2 separate regions of the Homo sapiens genome follow, and region 1 is linked to region 2. A link is a contact called in ENCODE Hi-C or POLR2A ChIA-PET data. All regions are on one chromosome and are shown on one strand. Each heading gives the region's core, a stretch centred on a gene start or an enhancer-like site at or near the end of the contact. The rest is flanking DNA. Distances are from core to core; before and after follow the strand shown. Region 1 overlaps DIP2A (disco interacting protein 2 homolog A). Region 2 overlaps PCNT (pericentrin).

The links. Hi-C counts contacts between places; a loop is a spot of excess contacts on that map. ChIA-PET counts read pairs that join two places held with the same protein, here RNA polymerase II (POLR2A).
Region 1: a map of natural killer cell shows a loop between it and region 2 (4-fold over the local background). The contact joins two enhancer-like sites. A Hi-C loop is called at or near these places in 2 of 168 maps with a recorded cell type or tissue (endothelial cell of hepatic sinusoid and natural killer cell). POLR2A ChIA-PET finds 5 or more read pairs at or near these places in 1 of 52 experiments (activated CD8-positive, alpha-beta memory T cell).

What each region holds. Positions count from the first base shown.
Region 1 is chr21:46,481,880-46,485,789 of GRCh38, forward strand. DIP2A (disco interacting protein 2 homolog A) reads left to right here. Exons shown (of 38, transcript NM_015151.4): 2 at 2,878-2,949. Among named protein-coding and RNA genes, the nearest start is that of DIP2A-IT1, 21 kb to the left of the region's middle. Within about 2 kb of position 1,617, at least 2 of the 41 ENCODE cell types and tissues checked have a DNase peak (open chromatin) inside an H3K27ac peak, as active enhancers do.
Region 2 is chr21:46,423,781-46,427,359 of GRCh38, forward strand. It overlaps PCNT (pericentrin), which reads left to right. Exons shown (of 47, transcript NM_006031.6): 33 at 2,051-2,191. Among named protein-coding and RNA genes, the nearest start is that of DIP2A, 33 kb to the right of the region's middle. RefSeq lists enhancers at 2,685-3,186, 3,187-3,579. Within about 2 kb of position 2,016, at least 6 of the 41 ENCODE cell types and tissues checked have a DNase peak (open chromatin) inside an H3K27ac peak, as active enhancers do.

The sequences.
Region 1 (3,910 bases), core at 367-2,866, 58 kb after region 2:
ATCTCTACTAAAAATACAAAAATTAGCCAGGCGTGGTGGCGCATGCCTGTAATCCCAGCTATTCCAGAGGCTGAGGCAGGAGAATCACTTGAACCCAGGAGGCAGAGGTTGCAGTGAGCCAGTTGTGCCACTGCATTCCATCCTGGGTGACAGAGCAAAACTCCGTCTCAAAAAAACAAAAACAAAAACAAAAAACAGTAGAACCAATACCTGGTTCTTTGAAAAGATAATAAATTTGATAAACCTCTAACAAGACCGACAGTGAGAAAATACCAAAGACACAAATTACCAGTCAGGAATGAAAGAGGCCAATCTCTATAGACTGCACAGACATTAAAGCATGATAAGGGAGTACTATGAACAACTGTATCCATATCTGGTCATATGCCCAGTAGATGTTTCGGGCAACGATTGACCACATATATAACAGTGGCTCCATGAGATCATGATAAAGCTAAAAATTCTTACCACCTAGTGACCTTGTAGCCATTGTAACACAACACATTACTCACGTGTTTGTGGTGATGCTGGTGTAAACAAACCTGCTGTGCTGCCAGTCTTAAAAATCTAATCCATATAATTAGGTACTGTACATAATACTTGGTAATGATAAATGAATGTTACTGGTTTATGTATTTACTGTACAATTTATTGTTATTTTAGAGTATATTCCTATTATATTTTAAAAATGTTAACTGTCAAACAGCCTCAGGCAGACCCTTCGTGAGCTATTTGAGAAGGCTTTGTCATTATAGGAAGTGTCAAGCTTCCATGCATGTTATTACCCTTGTGCACTACTCATCTTTGTTCCTGTGACCTGTAGGGGTAGTTGAGTGCTTTTGAGAATGGGTTTTTAGAAATTGTGTTGCCGAGTGAAGGACTTGGTGATATTACTAGGGATTTGGCATCTGTGATCCTAAGTGAGATTCTTCTGCAGCAGTGGAGTTCAGCCAGAGCCATATTCCGTACCTCTGTGATGCAGATTAATTGCCTCTCCTACACACATGCACATTTGAAAATTACTGCCTTCTAAACCTTAAAAAGTTGTGCACAAGTTGAAATTTAATAAGTGAAATTGTACAGTTATATCCTGAACCTGATGAGGATTGTCACTGCAGCACTGAGCATGTTGGTGTGGGTGGTGGCTGGCTGTGGACCTGGGAGTGTGCAGTGATGGAGTGAGGGGGTGAACAAGGATGATGTACTTCCAAGGGGTACCCGGGTCAGTGCAGTGAATCAGGTGTGCTCATTGCATTGAGGAAGGGTTGGTTTTAAAAATGGAAGGCTTAGGGAAGAAAATAGTGATTTATAATATGATGCCATTCGGGTCAATTAAAAGTACACAGACACAAAGCAACATGCATTCTGCAGAATATATTCTAAAAGACACTATAAAAAAGTTTCTAAAAGACACTATAGAAAGAAGCTATAAGAAAATATGTCTAAAAGACACTAAATGCAAAAAAAAAAAAAGTCTGAAGAGATGGAACACAGTGGGGACACAGGGAATAAATAAATGGAAGGACAGGCAGATAAGCATGAGAGGCTTGGGAGGAGCCAAGTGAGCTCTTAAAGCAGAGGCTCTGTGCAGAGGGCAGGGCTTGGGCGCAGTGCAGGGTGGAGTAGGTGGGGAGGTTGTGGTAGGCTGGTGTGGACCAGAGCAGCTGCTTGGCCCACAGGCCGTGGCTCAGGCTCTTCTTCTGTAGGATGGCATATTAATGCCTACCCAGAGGCTTCCACTGAGGCTTAACTTAGATGTCAGATATTCAACGGTGTCAGTCTGTTCACACAACAAATCCTACAATAAAAAATACATCTAAAGGAAATACTCAATTATGTACTCAATAAATGACATCAGCCTGTGTCTTCTGATTCACAGCAGCCTTACTGCTTTGCTTGCTTGTTTTGAGAGAAGGGAGATCTTACAAAACACTAAAAACTCTACCATGTTCACCCAGAGGACAAGCTAATCATGAGAATTGTAATATGTATTTCTGGTCTAAATAAAGTCTTCACATCACACATCCCCTGTTAGAACTTCCAGGTATGTGTAGGAAACCAAATAGTGTGCTTACATTAAGAAGTGTTTTCATGATGGTGCATTTCCTACCTCATTCCTAGGTGGTTTAATTTGTTTTCAGGCTGTTTTTCCTTATGATAATTTACTGGAACAGCCGTCCTTTTTCCTCCTTTCCCAAGGACACCCCTTGGCCTGGGACGGCTTGTGTCCCATGGGTCCCTTATTGCAATACTTGTGAAACTTGAACCTGCACAGGAGTTACTGGAGGATCTTGATAAAGTGCGGATTTGGATTCTGTCAGTTTGGGATATGGCCTTAGAGTTTGCATTTTTGGCAAGCTCCCAGGGGATGGTGATCACAATTTTTAAAATTTGAAGTGTTATTTACACACAGTAAAATTCACCCTTACTCTTCTACAGTGGTACAGATTTTTGACAAACGCATATGCTCATGTAACCACCACTACACTCCCAACGTAGAACAGTTTCACCACCCTCAAAATTCTCTTGTCTTTTCCTCACTCCCAGCCCCTGGCAACCACTAGCTGTATCTGACGCTATGGTTGTATCTTTTCCAGAATGTCATAAAAGTTGAGTATTCAGTAGCCTTTTGAGTCTGGCTTCTTTCACTCAGCAGCATGCATGTGAGATCTATCCAAATTGCTGTGTGTATCAGTAGTTTGTTCCTTTTTTATTGCTGAGTGGTATTCCATTTTATGGGTCCATTATAGTTTATTTGTCCAGACACTTCATGGAAGGACATCAGTGTTTCCAGTTTTTCAATCATAAATTGATGTTTAATTTTAAAATTTTGGAATTGTAGAAGAAATGCAATTCTTTTTTCCATTGTTGTTTTAGGTGACATCACTCAAAAAGGATATGAAAAGAAAAGGGCAAAGCTGCTTGCACGTTATATACCGCTTATTCAAGGTAAGGTCAATACACTCAGGTGTTACATAGCAATTATATTGTTTCATAACATGTGATTTTTAAATTGTTTTTAGAGTTTAACATTTGTTAGCAATGTTAAACCAACTTTAAACACTGGTATATGTTGATTATTGATTGAGACAGGGTCTCGCTGTGTTGCCCAGGCTGGTCTTGAAAAATATGCCTCTAATATTAAATAATAAAATCCAAAGGCATAGATTATAATTTAAAGCTCTGGCTTGATACAGATCTCAGATCTCATTCCCAAAGAGGATTTATTTTATTTTTATGATTATGAACAACCTGGCACAATTCTTACTAGGGCTAGAGCATCTATTGTAAAGATGTCGGTTCTTCCCACATTAGATTGATTTGTAGATTCAGTGCATTCATCATTTCAATAGGTTTTGTGTGTGTGTGTGTGTGTGTAACTTAACGAGTTAGTTCTAAAATGTATATCCAAGTATAAAAGGTCAAGAGACCCAAAATATTTTCAAAAAAGAATGAGGTGAGAGGATTGGCCCAACCAGGATATGAAGAGTTATTATTAAAGCCGTTGTCACTAAGACAGACTGGACAGCTCAGACAAATGCATATGTGTGCGGACTTTGCACATGGGAATGGTGGTGTGGCAGGCATGGTGCTGGCATAGTTCTTTATCCATATATGAAACACATGACATTGGAGACAAAAATCGGTTCCAGATGTATTAGGCCTAAATGTGAAAGGTCTTTAAAGCCTTTAGAAAATCTTACAGGAAGATTGTTGCCATCTCAAGATAGGAAGGATTTTTTGATGTCACTAAAGGTACCAAAAAGCAGGAACCATAAAGGAAAGGATTGATTAATTGGACCACATTAAAATTAAGAACTTTTTTTCAAACGTCATCATAAAGAGATTGCAAAGACAAACTACAGAGTGTGAGAAGATAGTTGTAACACAAATAAGAAGTAGTATCCAG
Region 2 (3,579 bases), core at 766-3,265:
GGGGGAGGGGAGGAGGAAGAGAAGGGGGAGTGGGAGGGGAGGAGGGGGAGGGGGAGGGGAGAGGGGAGGAGGAGGAAGAGGAGGAACTGCTGTCCAGGGAGCACCTCCAGCTTTGAAAGGTCCCAAGTCCAGTTGAAAATCACAAGGAGTTTTTTTCATGGATGTCTCAGACTGTTTCAAACTCAGGGTTTTCCTTTATTGTCTTAATTTCTGGCCTGTGTTTTAGAGTGTGGAGCCCTGGGGTTGTGCCCACACTGACGCCGCAGTGGGGAACTGAGTGGAGCTGGGTGCTTGCCCCACTTGGAGGTGGCTCCAGGCGCGTGGGGGACACCCACTGCTCAGATGCAGCCACAGACGCCAAGAGTGTGGTCGACGCTCTAATAGCCCCTGTGGTCCCTATGCTGAGGAGGCTGAGAGGTCCTGAGCACGGGTGGGGCCCCGGCCACTCTTGGCCACCTCTGGCCGTGCCTGGAATTGAGCCATAAGTGGGCAGGGTAGGTGCTGGAGCTCAGGAAATGAGGACTCCCCTGCCTCCGCCGCTGCCACCACCACCACTGCTGACAGGCAGAGCCGCCTGGTCCTGAGTGTGGAGATGGCAGAACCTTCTCAGCCCTAGTGATTGTGTCTGTGGGACCCCCCAGGCTGCCTCACAGGCCATGTTCTAAGGTACCCACTGGTCTCTGCCCCACTTCCCGGCCTCACGGGAACCCACCTGCAAGGGCCCCGTGTCACCTGGCGGGAAGCTGTGGCCCAGGGCCTCTGCATCTCTTCTTTGTAAGAGATGTTTTTTAAAATGCATTTTCTCCTCTATACAGAATCTAGAAAAGCATATTAAAAAGAAGGAAATGGCCTGTCCTCTGCAGCTGGAAGAGAGGGGCCAAGCAGCTTCAGGGCCTGCCCGCCGCCCTGCTCCCCCGGCCCTGCTCCCACTGCGCCCCCCCCAACCCTGCTCCCCCAGCCACGGCCTTGCTCCCCCCGTCTCCGCTCCTCCCCGCACCACCCCGCTCCCCTCAACCCCACCCTGCTCTGCCGCAGACCTCAGTTTGCATCCATCCTGTGCCACATACGTTATGTTTAAAGTAAAAGTGTTTTCAGTTGTTAGAGATGAACATAGTGTGCAATTTGGTTTCACACTTTAGTGTTAATATTTGACCTTTTTTGGCATATCGTTAAAATTACAGGAAAGCCTATTTTCAGTCAGTCACACCCGTCGTAGGCTTCATCATTGCCTCATTTTGCATTTCCCTCTTTTTGGACTTTATTAGATTATTTTTCTCTTCAGGTTTTTATGCAGACGTGTCCTGTGCTTGGGTGTGTGCTCATGTGGTGGTGACCGCGCTGAGCCTCTGGGCTCTGGGCTCTAGGCTGGTCGTGACACCAGCTTCTCCATAGGGCCGTCTGCTTACCCCTCAGCCTCTCTGGCGAGACAGTCAAGTGTGTGTCCGGACACCAGCTGCTGCGTAATCGGTGGGATAAAGCAGCCGCCTCGTGTTCACAGACCTGTGGGCAGGGCCTGCTGGGGATGGTTTTCTCTGCTCCCCGTGCCCAGCACAGGCAGCTTCACCCCACGCTGGTGGTCGGCACTGGCCTCAGCCGGACCACGCACAGAGGCCTCCTGGGTGGCCATCGTGTGGCCTTCTCGTAGCGTCCCAGGTGGGCAGGGAGTGTGTGATATGTTTGTGATCTCGCTGTGGACATTGGCCTAAAGCCCTGCCCTGAGCTTTGTCCAGGCTTAGGCGGGGGACGGTGTCCCCCTCAGGGAGCAGGTGGAGTGGAGGAAGTGGCGGGGCCATCTTTGGAGTGGCTTATAGAGAAATTCACTCCAAGCCTGGCTTCCGTGTTGTCTCTCTGAAGGTCGGGAGAGGTGGGCTTGAAAACCTTGTAGCTTGAGAAGTGGGTGCCGCCTGTACGAAGCCGAGGCGGTGCCCTCCCTCTCCACAGCTGCCCGCCCTTCACAGAGTCCTGGCGGCAGCTCGGGGCCGCAGGTGGTGTAGAGCGTGGCTGTGTGGGGTGGCAGGCAACTCCCTTCTGACGCGCTTTCCCGCCACAGGCTTTACTGCAGATGGTGCGTGACGAGAGCCACCAGATCCTGGCGCTGTCAGAAGGCCTTGCACCCCCAAGCGGCGAGCCACACCCACCCCGGAAGGAAGACGAGATACAGGACATCTCGCTCCATGGGGGAAAGACGCAGGTTTATTTTGCCCTTCACACACTTCTTTTCCAAAGGATTTAAGGAGCTTGTGGTAATGGCCGCGTCCTTAGGGCCACGTGGACACTAGGATTTCTTTCTTTTTTTTTTTTTTTTTTTTTTTTTTTGAGACTCGGCTCACTGCAACCTCCACCACCCCGGGTCAAGCAGTTCTCTGCCTCAGCCTCCCGAGTAGCTGGGATTACAGGTGCATGCCACCATGCCCAGCTAATTTTTGTATTTTTAGTAGAGACGGGCTTTCACCATCTTAGCTAGGCTGGTCTTGAACTCCAGACCTTGTGATCCACCCGCCTCAGCCTCCCAAAGTGCTGGGATTACAGGCATGAGCCACCGTGCCTGGCCTAGGATTTTTTTTAGCACGGCCAAAAAGACTGAGGTCCAAGAACCCTGGGGAGGCCTTCCCATCTCCCACAGCCAGCGCAGGCTCTCGGGGCAGGTTCCCTGCGGGACGTGGAGGTGTGTGGGGGGCAGAAGGGCTCAGGGCTTTCAGGCCTGTGCCCTGTGTGAGCCTGCGGGGAGGCTGAGAGTGGTCCCTCCTGGCCATGTGGCCCTGCGGACTCGGCCCATTCCAGCACTTGTCCCCCAGGGCCTCTCCTCCTGCCACTCGGGTGACTTGCCCTCCGGCCTCATTCCTCCCCTTGGGTCTCTCCTACCTCCCCCTCCACACCCCAAGCCCCAGCAACTGGACCTCAGGGCCTCACCTCTGTGCTGTCGACCCCGCACCCCACTTTTCCCCAAGTCCTCCCCATCTCCCTGCCTGTCTGCTTCCATCACCAGGGCTTGTGGAGGTTGTGGAGTGGGTGCCAACTCCCATCACGCTCCCTCCCATCTCCGTGCCCACCCTGTCCTGCCCCTGTGCCTGCCTCTGACTGGGATCAAAGCTTTGTGAGGGAGGGAAGGGCTTTCTCCCTGTGCCTGGAACGCACAGGGTGTGCTGGTGCCATGGAGAGCCGGTGGGAGGGTCAGCCCCACCCGCCTCCGCTCGCCCCTCCAGCAGGCCCTGGTTGTGTGCGAGCGGCAGCCTGGCTGGCATTCAGGAGGCTCATTGGTGCTGCACGCTGCCCCTGGGGACCAGCGGGTAGCCCCTTGCAGCCTTAGGTCCCCTCCAGGCCCTGGGCCTTGAAGGCACAGCAGCAGGAAAAGAGGGAAGGAGCTTTGCTGACATTTTCCTGACCTTACTTTATCGTCTTTTTCAGTCTCTTCTGTGCTCATGATGGCAGCCTTTGCTTCTCGTGCCTTGAATGGCCCTGGGCAGTGTGTGTCTTCTCTTCTGTCAGGGTCATTTCTGTTTGAACGGCTGTCAGTCTGCTCAGCTGCCGTAACAGAACACCCCAGACCAGGGGGCTTAAACAGCAGACATTGATTTCACC